Linked DNA regions of Homo sapiens: region 2 is linked to region 1. A link is a loop called in an ENCODE intact Hi-C map of the cell type or tissue named here. Cell type or tissue: gastrocnemius medialis. All regions are shown on one strand.

Region 1 (8,000 bases):
ATGAGACTCCTGCTAGAAACTTCCAGTTTAATGGAGAAATCCTACCTCAAAGGAGAAAGGTGAATTAAACAAACAACTTTACTTGTTCTTGACCTACAAGCCATCTGGCAGTTGGCCAGAATAAATCAAACAAATTGCCTTGTCTAATAGGCTTTAATATTTCTTACATCTGAAATCTACTAGAGGATCAAGTTGAAGGGGGTTCTTAGCATTTTCCTGGGAAGTCTACCTGTCCTAAGTTATTCAGAGTTTTTAGATTACTACACAAGCAGGATCTCTGTGTGGTCTAGACACTATCATCTCTCCCCTCACCCTCACCCTCACCTCAACACCCTGTGGCCTTGTTCTTTCTCTGGACCACTGATACTAACTTTGTAGGAATGGTGCCCCCCCCCAGAGCAGGTGACAGTCACACTCCCCAGAGAAGTTAAATAGTGGCTTCACACACAGTTCCAAGGAGTCACGGAGCTGCCAAGTCCATGCATGAACCCTCTGGCAGATCACAGGCCCCAAGTCTAAAAAATCTCTGCCCCAGACTATTTCATGTCCAACTTATTCATGCTACAATGGCAGAGCCTGGTTAGTTGCAGTCCCTTGTACCACCCTAAGTATCTTTCTTAGTAGATATAAAAGAAAATCACCATGCATTGGGCTCCTTCTCTGCACCAGCCCCAGGCCTGGCATTTAATCTTCCTGCTTCACAATCCTGCACAGGAGCTATCATCGTCCCTGGTTTTGCATCTGAAAACACAGTCCCCCTTATTCTGACTCTGGGCTGAGTGTGTCTGTAAAGAAAAGATAAAGGCAGATGGCTAATCTCAGCACCACACGAGTGACTTTCCCAGTAAACAGAGCTTATTGTCTCAGACTCTGGAACATTTAAATGTAACTTCCACCAGGTCACACAGCAGGTGGCTGACAAAGCTGGGGAAAAGCCTGCTCACCCCAGTGCAGGGCTCTCTTGAGGCCATCATACCTCACCTAAAATGCCAAATCTCCCAAGTGATCAATCTCCTTTCCACCAGTCTCACCCTGACAAATGCATCCCTATCCTTCAGCTAGTGATCTTTCTCCCCTAAATACACATCATGGGCTGAAAACTGTTCAACAATGCCGTGTCACATAAGATAAAGTTCACGGCTGAGCCTAACTTCTGCCAGCGGAACAGCCTCCATTCCTGTTTCCATGCCCCTATGCCTTCTTTTTTAGAGACAGGGTCTGGCTCTGTGACCCAGGCTAGAGTGCGGTGACACCATCATAGCTCACTGAAATCTGAAACTCCCAGGTTCAAGCGATTCTCCTGCCTCAGCCTTCTGGGTTGCTGGGACTACAGGCATGTGCCACCACACCTGGCTAATTTTTTATTTTAATTTTTTGTAGGGATAGGGTCTCATTATGTTGCCAAGGCTGATCTTGAACCCCTGGACTGAAGTGATCCTCCCACCTTGGCCCCACAAAGTGTTAGGATTAGAGGCATGAGCCATCATGGCTGGCCCCTATGCCTTTTGATCAAGAAATTGTGAGCAACTATTGGGCTCCTAAAAACACAGCATTCCATTGCACATGGTGTTCTCTCAGAGTATCTCACTGCTGCTCAGCTGTCTTCTCTCAAAACACCTCCTTCCAGCCCTCAATGAAATAACCTTTCAATTAATTGGCTTCCTCCTCTGTACCCTTTTCTATTTTATTAAACTCTACAATTGCTACTTGACTCAAGAATCACAAAATAATCATTGCACAAGTCTGCTTTTCCCCCACTGGTTGTATGTTGGTTATTACCCTTTGAATTTTCAAGATTTAGCACTGGGCCAAGTAAAGGGCAGACACCCAGGAAATGCAGGTGGACAGAATGAGGCTTTCCAGTGTGCTGACCAAAACCCAAAGGAGCTAGGCCCCCAGTGAAGACAGAGTCTCAAGGATATAACATGCAGAATATCAATTAGACCACGTGGATCTTTTCTGCTTGCTCTCTGATCTGCTTCAGCACAAGTGATCCAGAAAAATAAAGTATTACTATAAAATATTCAAAGAACTCCCTGGAAAAAAATTAATTAGTGCATACCCAATAAATAATTAAGATGCAAAACTAAAAGACATGTTTAAAAAACTATTACTGGCATGGCAGCTTACAGCTGTTAAAAGATGAATTACTCCTTACTCTAGACTCTCTTTGAAGCCAATAGATTACAATTACACTGTTCAAAGTTACTTACTTCATTTTTATGTACACTCTACCTAGAAAAGTCCCTTAGTTGAGGTAACCCAAAATGTGTCCTATTACTGATTCTGGAGATCCTTAAAAATAAGGTTTCCACTGAGATTGCACTTTTCAGCCAAAGCAATAACCTAAGATTTCAGATTTGCAGCTCCTGCACCTGAGCAGCCACAGTGCTGGTCTCATTCAGGGGAGCCATGAGCTCATCCTTGTTTGCTCTCAGTTAATACTTGTTGAGTAAAGGAACAAACAGATGTGAAACCACCTGCCAACTCGTGAAGCTTCCTGGTTACACAGACGACTGCCAAAAAGTTTGCATTTATTTCCAAGTGTGCCTGAATTCACCAGCGTTTGCTTTTCAATGAGCTAACCTTTGTTTCTGTGCTGCAGGATGAAATACAAACCCCTCAGACATCTCATCAAGATAAAACCATGCAAAGATTAGCGTGCCAATAGGGGAAAGGATGAAGTACAAGTGCCAGGCAAGGAAAACAGGAAGCACCACAGGCCATGGCACCAAACTGACGTCACCACTGACTCTGAAATGATGGACTCCAATTTCTAGTCTGGACCAGGACTAGGTCCCGGTTTAGTGGGACTGATAATGACCAGGACTACTAGTAGGCATGAATGCACTTCTTAGCAGCATCTCAAAATCATTTAAATATGGGATTTTGCTGTGCGACTCAAATAAAGGCTACTCAAGGAAGCCAAAAGACAGTTGGGCAATATATTGTTTTGGAAAAAGGTATAAATCACTCTTTAAATATACCCTATTTAAGGCAAATGCAAGGACTCTCCCCATTAGATGACATCAGTGCTAGACAAGCCTAAAAGAGAATCTGAAATATGTTGACAGAGGGGCAGAAAGAAACTGCCTGTGCTCCTGCTATCCTATCCCTGAAGCTTGCACGCTAAGCCCCTGCCCTCATGGGTCTGCCAGCAGGGCTCCAGCGAGTGAGCCACACAAGGCATCATTTCCAACTTTTCCTCCAAAGACGCTGGGTTAAAATCTCCCACCTCAGTGCATGTGCCCTATCCTGAAAATATCATCTTCCAAATATATTACATTTATTAACCATTTATCTTCCTGTTCCTTATCAAACATAGCAAGGCTTCAGCCACCTAGATACGAACACCATAGCCACAATGGAGGGAATTCCAGACACCATGGGTTGTTGTAGAAAGACCACAGGCTTTGATTCCAGGACTGCCCGTTGCCCTGGCTGGGCCTGGCAGCAGCCAAGTGAGTGTGGCCTGGTGCCTACTCTGATCAGGGCACCACTCTGGTCCCACCCACGCCCCAGCTGTGGAGTATTGGCTGCCAACTGCATGAGGTATGGTATAGAAAAAAAATGAAAGGAAGTCAAAAACCCAGCACCCAGTCTGGTACACAGGAAGCATCCCCACATGTCTGTTCCTCTCCCCTCTTGCCAAAACAAAGCAACTTAGTCCTTCTCTCTGCCTGTGTTTCCCAGTCATAGATAAAACTGTGATGTCCACCTTACTCTTCGAAACAGTAAAATGGCCAGGGACATCCATGGCTACCTTCATGAACTCCACAACATCCTGGAGCCTCTGGTTGGGAGGCTCTGCCCTATGGCACAGCCCTGCTGTCCTGAAGCCACTGGGGCCACTGCACAGGCAAGGAAGGCTATGGGGACACTGTGGGAGCAGCCACCAAACCGCACTGCTGTGTGTTCTCTGAATCAAGGACTGAGCCCAGTGCTTTCCGCCACCAATGCCAGTCTCAGGACTCAGTGCCCACAGCCTGAACCCGACATCTGCTTTAAAGGGCATAAGAATTGGCCCACACCGGATTTCACATTCCTAATGAGAACATTCCAGATGAAGCAACAGCAAAAGAGCTGAGTCTGAACATCCAATTCCAAGGACGACGGCAGTGTTCCAGCCCCATCGCATGCCTTTGGTCAGGGGCCGACACTGAGCTCACAGCACACACCACAGGCAGGCTACCACAGTCCCTGGTCCCCCTAGACACTGCCCCTCCAGACAGCGGATTTCCCATCTTACATTCACTGTCTTTGCCGTGGGTCTCCTGCTCACATCCCACTGTCTAATGAGTCTCAGCAGGGGTCCATGAAAGGGCCAGACGGTAACCACTGCAGGCTGCGGGGTCTGTGTGGCCTTCCCCGCAGCCACCAGCTCTGCTGTTAGAGCTCTGTTGTTAGGCAGCCACAGACAATACATAGCCTGCAGGCAGTGTGCCAACCCCAGCCTTAAATCTGCCTGTGGGTAAGGCAGAGTCAACTGGAGAGGCAATGAAGAACTATGTCATTTATCCGAATTCTTCCAAACCAAGATAACCCGCCTTTATCTGAAACAGTCACACGATAGACAACCCAGGCAGGGACGGCTCGGTTGATAACGGGCAGAGCACAGGAAGGAGAGTCTGAGGAGAAAACGCAAGTGCAGGCTCAGGAGCCTCTCATCTCAATCCCAGGTTCTGAGCCAGACAATTCTTAAGGTTCTTTTCAACTTGATAATTACAGAATTCTAAGAACCATGACTCAGTCTGTGTTCGATTTCCATGAAGAAAAAAAGATTCCAAAGCCCTAGAAGTTACAAATTTTTAAAATTTGAGTTAAAAAAAGATGTTCATTTATTGAAACTTAAATAGATCAGAAAACATGAAGAAGAAAGTAAAATTTTCCCTTAAATCCCACCACCCAGGGATGACCAACACAGACTTTGGAAGTCTTACTGACATCTGCGTGAAGACAAGCGCAAGGTCATACATGACACTCAGTGTGTTCCCACAGCTACCAGTCACACAACAGTTATACCCACAGACAAGCAATTGCTTTGAACATGCACGTTTATTTTGGAAGAGAAATACTGGACTCAGCTAAGGCAGTGCTCTTCTACAATACTCACCAGTCGAGGCTTCGTGCTGGCACTGGGAAACTTAGACCACTTCCGTAACCCACATGCAGTTTGGTTTCTTAGCTAGGACAAAAAGTCCAGCATCCCTGCCAGAGCTCAACATGGGCAGACATGTGTCCCCATTTCTAAGACAAGGAAAATGAGAGCCCAGCAGTATCAGATCCCAAACAATTGCTTCCTGCTATGGGCTCCGGAGAGGTGATGCTGCTGATTCAAAACACCAGCCTGGGTGGCCAGGTGCAGCCCAATAATCCACACTGTTTGGAATAACAAGAGCTAGGACGGGACAAGCGGAGGGAGGTAAGAAAGGAAAATTACACCATTAAGGACTATTTTCACTGCAAACACCAAGAGGATAAAAGTTTGCTATCTCAATAAACGTATTTTAATGTTTTTAGGTTACAGTCACAGAAAAAGGAAGACCTCCAGGAGCAGGGAGAGGACGGCTGAGCTCCGTGCATGGTGAAGAGGGGTTTGACCGCTGGCTCGCGCATTTCCACGCTGTTTGCAAGGTCCTTGTCAGGAGAGAAACAGCACAGGCCACACGCAGCTGTTGCCCACAGATCCCTGTGGCGGCTGATACTTCAGACGCTGTGCTCAGAGGCCTGGCTGCCAGAGGACCCTGGTCTGAGAGCTAATGCACAGCTCACTCATCGGCATATTCCAGATGGCTCCGGGAGACCTGCTCCCCACCCGCTCTGCCCCAGGTCATTGCCTGGAACTGGGAAATGACGTGCATATCAAGTTTTCCCTCGTGCTCCAAACCAAGCAACCAAACAGGCCCTCATGGAGCCCACAGTGCTGGGCCCTGCCTTTTATTGGGAAACGGGCGACTCAGCTGAGAATCACGCTGAAAATAAACAAGCTCACCACAGCGAAAGGAGGGAGTCAAGGCTGGGCTCGGCACATGCATGCCCTTTATGGGAACACAGAATGGGAGTTTCAAAGTGAATCCATATAAAACACAAATAGAACATCTTCATTCCTGGATGACAGGCCAGCTTGGGGCAGGCAGCCACTCCCCGCTGCAAGTGAGCGTGGCCGGGATGCACGGCAGGGAGCCAGCCAGCGTGGGCACCAGGAGGGCAGCGCCAGGCGCAGGGGCTGGGCCTCTGGAAGGCATTAGCTGCACCGAACTCCCAAAGGCCCAGACTAAACAGCCCTGGAGCCCTGGATTCATTCCCGCACAGGAAATGTCTCAGAGGCAGCTCTGCACAGACCAGGGGCGGCGAGAAGGAAATAGCTCCCTGTGCTCCGTGTTCTAATGCACTTCCCTGGCCCGCCGCGGGCGAAGCCACAGCGCTGACCATACCCGCGAGCCCAGCAGCAGTGAGGGGTCGGGGTAGGGGGGCAAGCGTGGAGCAGGAGGGGAAGCATTTTTGTTAGGAAGAGTATTTCAAGTCAATATGCAGATAATTTTCTCCGAATATTCATAGTCACTAACAACAAATAGCCATCATTTTGTATAGAGATGACAAAAACTTTGAATTCTTAACAGGCTATAGATAAGAAATAGATATGACAAGGAAATAAAAGGACATTCAACTCTACATATATAACCAAAACAACCAAATACATGTAAGCAAATACAGCCATAATATGGTTATATTTGGTGATGTATGTACTTTATATACATAAATAAACCAAAAAATGTACATATATATAAAACAAAACAAAACCTGAATGATCTAGGTGCTGCAGATTACTGAGGAAGAGATAAGTCACACAGCAAGTGAGCTACATAAAACCAGGATGCCCATGAACCAAACCAGGACACAGACTCCCCCAGCCCCCAGCACCTGGCATGCAGGTGTGCCTCCCGGGCTTGGTTCCTGTGGGGAGCGCCCTGTGTGCCTCTGTGCCTCAGCACCCAGCCCGGTGTGGGCTACCTGCAGGCAACAGCTGCTTAGTGAGGTGATTTATCAGTCCTCTTTGAACAGAGGAAGGTGACGCAAGGTAGCTTACTGAGGGGAGAAAAGCGCCCTCTCTGTTCACAGGTAAACTATGCCCTGTGCACCTGGATGTCAGCTTCCTGAGAGAAACAGATGGGTCATCCGCACCCCTTGAGCCCCAGTGCCTGGCACATGGTCAATGCCCAACAAATATTTATTTAATTAACAAATAACAACCTCAGACTGTGGAGCAGGATGAACCCTTAGGAAATATTCTGTTTGACCAGGCACAGTGGCTCGCACCTGTAATCCCAGCGCTTTGGGTGGCCGAGGCGGGTGGATCACGAGGTTGAGGTCAGGAGATCGAGACCATCCTGGCCAACATAGTGAAACCCCATCTCTACTAAAAATACAAAAATTAGCCAGGCATGGTGGTGTGCGCCTGCAGTCCCAGCTACTCAGGAGGCTGAGGCAGGAGAATCACTTGAACCCGGGAGGCGGAGGTTGCAGTGAGCCGAGATTGTGCCACTGCACTCCAGCCTGGGCAACAGAACAAGATGTGGTCAAAAAAGAAAGAAAGAAAGGAAAGAGAGAGAGAGAGGAGAGAGAGAGAGGAGAGAAGAGAAGAGAAGAGAAGAGAAGAGAAGAGAAGAGAAGAGAAGAGAAGAGAAGAGAAGAGAAGAGAAAAGAAAAGAAGAGAAGAGAAGAGAAAAAAGAGAGAGAAAGAAAACATCTCGTTCATCTGCAGATAAGGAAACAAGAGCCGACGATGGTATTAGGGGTATGTAAAATTATAATCCTCTAAAACACCTTCATAGCCTAAGGAAACTTGTAGAGATTATAGTTTCTGGCAAAGTGTTTTGGCCAAAATGCCATGATTATCAAAACTATAACAGTTATGAGCCATATGAAGATAAAGGACTATTCAGGAAAATAGGATGTGATGTTTCTTTTGTTATCAAGTAAAACATTAAAGTCTCTTAAAG
Region 2 (8,000 bases), 280 kb before region 1:
TGTTGCATGGGTTCTGGCTGTGGCTGGGTCCAATGTGGACCCAGAAGGCAGACACCTAGGGCCCTTTCTCCCCCCAAGGCCAGCCTCATGGTCTCCTGCCAGCCGCTACCCTGGATGTCTCACTGTGGGACTCCTGGACGGGCCATGACCTCCCAGGGACTAGGAGGCCACCACAGTCAGCACTTGGACCCAACACAGGAGGCAGGAGGCCAGCATTCCCATGCCAGCTCCACTGCCGATGCTGTGTGGCCCCAGGCAAGTCTCTGAAGGTCTCTGAGCCTCAGGAACATCATGGAAAATGGAGAGTTTAATATAAAACATCTTTAGAGGCTCTTTCAAGTTTCAATATTCTATTACTCACTGAAACTAAAACTACCACACCCATAAAGAGAGAGTTAACTTTTTTTTTTTCTGGCCCATAAAGAATTTCCCATAAGTCGTGAGAGTGAAAACTTACTGGCAGCAGTTTTTCCAATTCTCTTTAGTCTACAATCATCACCAGGTGCCTTCTATGGGCTGGGGTTGTCGACCTAAGGCTTCGAGATGTTTTTGAATTAAGTTTTATGTCAGGACTCGCACACAGCAACACAGAAGCTCCCCAGTGTACCGTCCCTACTGTATGCTCACCATGAAGATCTATCCTACCCTGTTTCATTCTGTTTATCCCATCCAATCTAAATAAAAATGTGGGTCCCAATCCACTGGATTGATCATTTGAAGAATGCTGCTGTGGAACTCATGGCCAGGCCAGAGCCTTGGGGAACCTCAGCACCAAGGAGAGGGCTCCACAGAAGTCAGGCAGCCGGCGGGAGCGCTCTCACCGTGTGGACTTGGTCAACTGCACAGGGACAGCAAGAGGCTCAGAACCCCGAGGAGGCAAGGAGCACCACTCATGGCCTGTGCTCAAGCCTTCCTGAGGTCAATGGAAAACTATAACCACCCAATCCAGACAGGACTAAAAATGGCCCAGACCCTTCAGGAGTGAAGGTTCGGGTCACCCCACCAGGTAAGGGTCCATGCCCAGCTGAGGCGCTTTCTGAAGGGAAGGGGAATACAGATTGGATAGTAGACAAAGTAATTATAAATACCAGCCACGACCATGTGAACAGCTACAGAAATGAGGATTGTAATTGTTGTAAGTATTTCCTCCTATTTTATTATGAATATGTCTGTGTGAATGTGTATATTAAGCAGTACCTTTGTTTTCTTCTCTCTCTTATCTCACCATGTAATGTAAGTTGCACTGACTTTTATATGATATGATTATTATACGATAGTATTTAAGTTACAGGATATTTAAGTAGTTAAGTTACAGGATGGCACCCTCCTGCCCAGCATCTGCAGATTTTGCAGTGCTGAGCAGTTGGCAACGAGGCCCTCCCAGGGCTGCCTGCTACCTCTCCCGTCCCTGGCCCTCATCTTCGGGCCATGTCCCCTGGCCTCTGCTCAGGCTGACCCTCAGCCAAGGATCCTCCCATCTGTGCCCCGGGAAGTCTCCCCTGACCTGGGCTGACCAGGCGCCTTTGTCGGTGACCCTCTGTTCCCACACGCAGGTCAATCACCCACCCTCTCCTGCAATCAATCGCCTGTTTACCTGTACAGTGACCTGTACTATACTCTGGCTCCTCCAGGCCAGGGTTGACCTTTCCATCATTATGAACCGTGTGCCTGCGCTCTGCCAGGTACATCCTCATGCTCTTTGCAATACACAGATGAGTCAGGGATTGGGGCACAAGTAAGAGAGTGAGTGATGGCCGGTCGGGTGGTTAGGGATGCCAACTGCACGCAGCCCATTGCACCCTTCTCTTCTGGGTGACTCTCCCCTGGACTTAGGTACCCTGAGGGTTCGTATCACCTGGTGCTGATGTGCTCACACAGTTTCAAAACCAGAAAACTGTCACGGATGGACACAATAGGCAGTGTTCCATGGTTGTTTCAAGCACAAAATTCATTTTTAAGTGCAAAAGGATAACTTAAATCCTGAAGACCACCTTTTAAAACCAGATTTGAGTTCTACTGTGTAACTTGTGGGTGTTGGGGGCCTGGCCACAGGGCAGCCCCTGCAGGGAGCAATATGATCAGGCAGGTGGGCAGGAAGAGACCTGGGAGAGTAGGCTGGAGAGGTTCCTGCATAGGCTGGCAGATGCCTGGGCCCAGAGAGGAGCTCTGGTTCAGGAATGGGTCTGGAGAAAGAACTGCCACTCTGTCTGCACTTGTATTATCCCCAGAGGCCTGCACACCACATCGGGCCACGCAGGGAACAGAGCTCAAAGGCCCAATCCCCCTGGATATAGCAGCAGAGCACCAGCCTCCCGGGGACCAGTTTCCCGGGGACCAGCCTCCCGGGAATAGCCTCCCAGGGACCAGCCTCCCAGGGACCAGCCTCCCGGCACCAGCCTCCCGGGACCAGCCTCCTGGCACCAGCCTCCCGGGACCAGCCTCCTGGGACCAGCCTCCTGGCACCAGCCTCCCGGGACCAGCCTCCCAGGGACCAGCCTCCTGGCACCAGCCTCCCAGAACCAGCCTCCCAGCACCAGCCTCCCAGGGACCAGCCTCCTGGGACCAGCCTGCCAGCACCAGCCTCCTGGGGACAAGCCTCCTGGCACAAGCCTCCCGGGAACCAGCCTCCTGGGACCTTGACCATAGCCACTGACACCACACAACACAGAGCTGGTTTTGGGGCTTCTTCCTTCTCCACACACAGGGATATGGCGCGTAAATCTCCCACGCTCCTAGGAGAAAATTACTCCCTACTCTACGGCGCCCAGGAGCTGTATCCACCCTGCCTTCTCTCTGGTACATGCATGGAAGGGCCTGGGTGGAATTTAGCAGCACTAGCGCTAGGAAACTGCGCTGCACTGAGGTATATGCATCAGTGGATGTGGGAGTGAGGAGCTCACTGTCTTTTCCCAAAGAAAATTTAACAGAAACAGACTGGAGAATACTGCCAAATGCTTTAAAAAACCTTTGCCATAATTAGACATGTGTACATCTATGATCAAGTTGCCCAAAGTTAGGAAGCCTGTTTAGTGTAGTCATGGAGGGGTGGGGCTCAGGAAGCGGCCTGCAGGGAGTGTGCTGGCTGCAGCCCCCTAGCCCAGCACAGTCTGCTGGTGCAGGTCACACTGGCTCACTTGCTTCTGAGCAGTGGACTAAAATGACCATCATTTCTGCTCTTCTGCTGCAAATGGCAGCTGTAAATGCCTTGGGCCCTGCTGCAAATTAGGAGAAATTCAAGTGGGAACACAGATGGGCAAAATGTTCACAGGTGGTTTTGTAGACCAGTGCTTGTCTTTGTTGTTTATGAGAGGTGGGAATGAAAAGCACACACAATGTGTGGGAGGGCAATGTGCTTCTCTGCTGGGGTTTGCTGAACCTCTGGACATAAGCTCAGAGGGCCTCACAAAAACCACTTCCCCTCCTGCCTGGAGTGCAGCGTGGACTGCTCCCACAGCATGTGTCCAGCCCCAAGCGTGGCCTACGCACTTCTGCTGCCCACAGAGGCTCGGGAGCTATCAGGGGAGGAGGAGGCTGAGCCACTGTATGTGCAGCTTGCATGGCAGGGCGTCCCTGCATGTCGCCTTTCATCAAGAGGGATGTTGGGGTGTCTTCTGGACTCAACTGTTCTTTGCTGATATAGCACAACTGTTAGAGGGCATAAACCTTAAGAGAAAGCGAAATATTTACAAAGTGTCTAACAGGCAGGCTAGGAACAGACTCAGCTGGTGTTCATTAGCTTCACACTTAGGTGGGTGATGGGGAACAGCATCATCCTCCGTGTAGATTCGTACAGGACGTAATGTCATAGAAACCCACTCAGCAATGGTATTATTGAAGCCAGTCCCATTTGCTTCACAAACTAGAGAGAGGGAATTCTTGGGCAAAGAACTAGAAATGCTTAAGGAACTATTACAGCCCCCACTTTCCAAGTCTGCCCCTGGTTGTTTCTGAGCAGCTCAGAAGAAGGAAGAATGCTTAAGTGAGAGGGTAGGACTGTGAATCCCACCTCTCCCTCCTGATGAGACCCAGCCACATCTCATAACAAGGGCTGCAGGGTAGAAGGGAACAGATTCAAGACTGAACTGATCTTCAAACAGACACACAAAACACAGAGCAGCTGTTGCCCTTCATGCCAGGCGCCCTGTTAGGCTGGAGCAGACCTGAGCTTTGCTAGCTGCATTGGCTCTGCCACACCAGTCAGCACGGGAACAACCATTGCTCTGGACTGAACAACACAGGAGGTGCTGAGGCCCTGCGGAACCTGGTGTGGCCCATGTCTGCAGCGTTCCCGGCTCATGTTGAGGACAGGGGAGCAGGGCCTGCCTCCAGGGTGATGGGCAGAGAGCCCGCCGAGTCAGCGCTGGGTTTGGCAATGTCCTCGAGAAAGAGAGAGAGGCTGTCCTTGCCTGGAACACACCATCTAGTGTCCAGGGTGATCCAAAGACTAATTTTATATGGAAAGATGTCAAAAGATCTGCAGAATCAGTCAAGCCAAGAGAGAACAATCCCTAAACCGTTCAGGCAGCAAGGCCAATACACAGAGTGGCTCCTTGCCCAGCACCCAGCCCAACGCCCTAGGGATACAGCCTCAGGCAGTGCATGGGCCCTGAGCCCTGGAGAATTGCTTATTGGATTTCACATGGGCTTCCAAAAACTTCACGTAAAAAAAAAATACTAAAATATCTCATCAACAATTTTAAAACATAGGTTACATGTTGAAACAATAATATTCTGGATATTGGGTTTAATGGAATAAGCTGTTAAAATGAATTTCACCTTTTAAATTTACTTTAAAATTAATTTTACTTTTTAAAAATGTGGCTACTAGAAAATTTAAAATTAGATTTGAGGTTTGCATTATGTTTCTGCTGGACAGCACTGATTTAGAAGTCTGGATTCTCATCCTGGTTAATCTAACGTCTAGCAGGGTGGCAACCGGAACAAGTTTCTTGGACTCAGATTTTCTTTCTTTTTCTTTTTTTTTTTTTGAGATGCAGTCTTGCTCTGTTGCCCAGGCTGGAGTGCAGTGGCACAATCTTGGCTCACTGCAGGCTCTGCCCCCCGGTTTCCAGTGATTCTCCTGCCTCAGCCTCCTAGGTAGCTGGGATTACAGGCGCACGCCACCATGCCTGGCTAATTTTTGTATTTTTAGTAGAGATGGGGTTTTGCCATGTTGGCCAGGCTGGTTTCAAACTCCTGACCTCAGGTGATCCGCCCGCCTCAGCCTCCCAAAGTGCTGAGATTACAGGCTTGAGCCACCACGCCTGGCCCAGATTTTCTTTTATGAAATCAGCACTTCATGGCTAAAAGAATAGCTAAAAAACACACCAGCCATCAGGTCAGCATTCTCCTGTTCCTTCTCATTGCTCCTCAGGAAACAGGCCTGTCCCATATGGTTGAACAGGTTGTGGACTGCACAAGGATGACATATTGAAGGGAGTGGGTGCTGTTCACACTGCACACGTAGATTTGTATATTTATTATTACAATATCCCAGCACATGGCAATAAATATCCTGTTCTAACAAAATGAGTATATTACAATGATTTTACAACAGATGGAACTAAGGCATTTTCAAGAGGGGACACCTTTTTCTGATTTGCATGAGAAATGTAGCTGGACTTGCATGGCCCTGCCAGCACCCAAGGCCTGCCTGATTCCTCTCCAACCAGCTGCTCTGGTGGTTTGGCTCCCTCTCTGTCACACGCCTGGTTCATCTAGGGGCAGGCACTTGGAGCCCACATTCTAGCTTCAATTGCACAAATGCCACTGCCATCTAGTGCCAAAAAGTTACAGTAAGCAGCTGGCCTCGAGCCCAGGGCTCGTCCAGGATGGGCCTCTTACCTTTTCACTTTTCTTCTCGTCTAGTTTGCATCCCGTGTTGGTGGGGCTGGATGTGGACAGAACACCGATGGGCCCCCCTCCAGCCTCCCCGTTGAGGTTTGCGGCACTGACGTTGGGAGGTGTGATGGCTGATGCTGCTGATGTGAGGGGGATGGCCGGCCGTGGGCACATCTGCACCGGGGGCTGGTGGCTGTGCTGCGGGGACACCACCGAGTGGGGCCTGAGGCTGGTGGCAGGCAGGCGGGATGGAGAGTTCTGGGTGCGCAGGGGTGACACGGTGGCAGTTGGCCGGTCCTGAGCCTGGGCTGCAGAGTGGGCAGCTGGAGACGGGGTTGGAGAGACAGCAGGTTGAAAGGTTAGTTTGCAACTTGCCATGCCTGCCAGGCAGCTGCAATGCACACTCAGGCTCCCTTCTCGAGCACTCACAGCCTCTCTCTGAAGTTTCTCCAGACAGACCTGGCCTCTTCACAGATGGAGAAACAGGCCAAGAAACCCTGAAAATGCATTCCTATCTTCCAAAGCCCAAGGGATCAGGGGGCCCTGCCACGGCTCAAAACACCCCTTTCCTCAGGTGGAGCTAAAACAGCTTTGCCAAGGTTGCCATGAACATGGGCACATTCCCAGTTCTATGAAGTCCTTTAACTCAGCGGTCCCCAACCATTTTGGCACCAAGGACCCGTTTTGTGGAAGACAATTTTTCCACAGACTGAGGCAGGGGATGGTTTCGGGATGATTCAAGTGCATTACATTTGTTATGTACTTTATTTCTATTATTACTACATTGTAATATATAGTGAAATAAGTATACAACTCACCATAACATAGAATCAGTAGGACCCCTGAGCTTATTTTCCTGCAACTAGACAGGCCCATCTAGAGATGATGGGAGACAGTGACAGATCATCAGCCATTAGATTCTCATAAGGAGCGTGCAACCTAGATCCCAAGTAAGTGGAGTAAGGTTTGCTCTCCTATGAGAACCTAATGCCGCTGCTAATGTGATGGGTGGTGGAGCTCAGGTGGTAATGCAAGCGTTGAGGAGGGGCTGTAAATACAGATGAAGTTTTCCTTGCTCACCCACCACTCACAACCTGCTGTGCAGCCCAGTTCCTAACAGACCATGGACCGGAATTGGTCTGTGGCTTGGAGGCTGGGGACTCCTGCTCTAAATAATTTTCTCTGCTGTGATGAGCTGAAGCACTCAGAAAAATTTTGAAAATATGGTTTTGAAATATGGTTGTAAAATGCTCATAAACATAAAGCCTGTGAAAGCATCTCAGTGAAGCCTCAAGATGTCCCCTGAATTATTAAGCACCACTGCATGCAAGCCGACCAAGCTTGACTCTAGTTACTCTTGATCCCGAACTGGCCTGGCTGGTCCTTGGTTTCCACACTGGGTATGTCACTCAGCAAGAGTGAGGGCTGAGCATGTGAGAGCTGCCTTGGCTGGGGACAATTGCAGGAAGAAAGCAGCAGACGTTTCTCCCAGCAGCAGCCTGGAGGAGAAGCCGCCCACCACCCTGCTGCCATCTGCCTGCATTTGCTGCTCTGCCTGCATGTCGAAGCACCGGGCTTCCAGGTTTACAAAACTGGAACCTTACAACTGTGGATCCACCACCTTGCTGCCAGCAAAAACAATTCTTAAAGATGTTAGGGATTGCAAGTTGTAACATTTGCAAAAATCTCCCATATGAAAAGATACAGCTCCCTTTAAACACAGCACCACATTAATAGTAATCCTGCTACTATGTGTGTTAGTAATTTCAGGGAATTATCTCCTTAATAAATATGGATGAAACAAATGCTGGGAGAGAATGAACGGCCCCAGGGGAATGGTGACTTGTGTCCTGGGTTGTTCTGGCCCAAGTGGAGACCTGGGCTGAGCATCAGACACTGCTTTATACCAAGTGGCCCGGGCAGCACCACGCAGCTCACATCCAGCTGCTGTGCATTCTTAAGGCAGAGAAAAATTATGTCATACTGTAATCATTTTCTACCAGCAGACTTTGTGGCATTCATGGCTTCAGAGCATGAAAGAAAATACATGCAATAAAAACAATCTTCTCAGCCCCCAACTATGCACTCGTTAATCCTAACAGCGTTTGGAGGCCACGGGAAGTAGCACCGTGAGACATACAAAGCTCTCCATCTGGGAG

What was found. Peaks named below come from ENCODE experiments on the same cell type or tissue, not always from the same donor. Only the 100,000 strongest peaks of a DNase experiment are listed, where the experiment ranks them.
Region 2: a loop joins it to region 1, with 2.5 times the contacts of the local background. A loop is called at or near these places in 6 of 110 quality-filtered maps.

What each region holds. Positions count from the first base shown.
Region 1 is chr2:109,169,945-109,177,944 of GRCh38, reverse strand. All of the region lies in intron 1 of SH3RF3 (SH3 domain containing ring finger 3), which reads right to left. It also overlaps a transcript of RANBP2 not described here. Among named protein-coding and RNA genes, the nearest start is that of MIR4265, 32 kb to the right of the region's middle. RefSeq lists a silencer at 323-497. In gastrocnemius medialis, no CTCF peak of the experiment used is centred here; DNase peaks (open chromatin) are centred at 4,054, 5,600, 5,904 and 6,307; H3K27ac peaks cover 3,626 bases.
Region 2 is chr2:109,447,334-109,455,333 of GRCh38, reverse strand. SH3RF3 (SH3 domain containing ring finger 3) reads right to left here. Exons shown (of 10, transcript NM_001099289.3): 8 at 5,845-6,164. It also overlaps a transcript of RANBP2 not described here. Among named protein-coding and RNA genes, the nearest start is that of MIR4266, 140 kb to the right of the region's middle. RefSeq lists an enhancer at 6,052-6,556. In gastrocnemius medialis, a CTCF peak has its summit at 4,415; DNase peaks (open chromatin) are centred at 4,293, 5,693, 6,103 and 7,303; H3K27ac peaks cover 3,230 bases.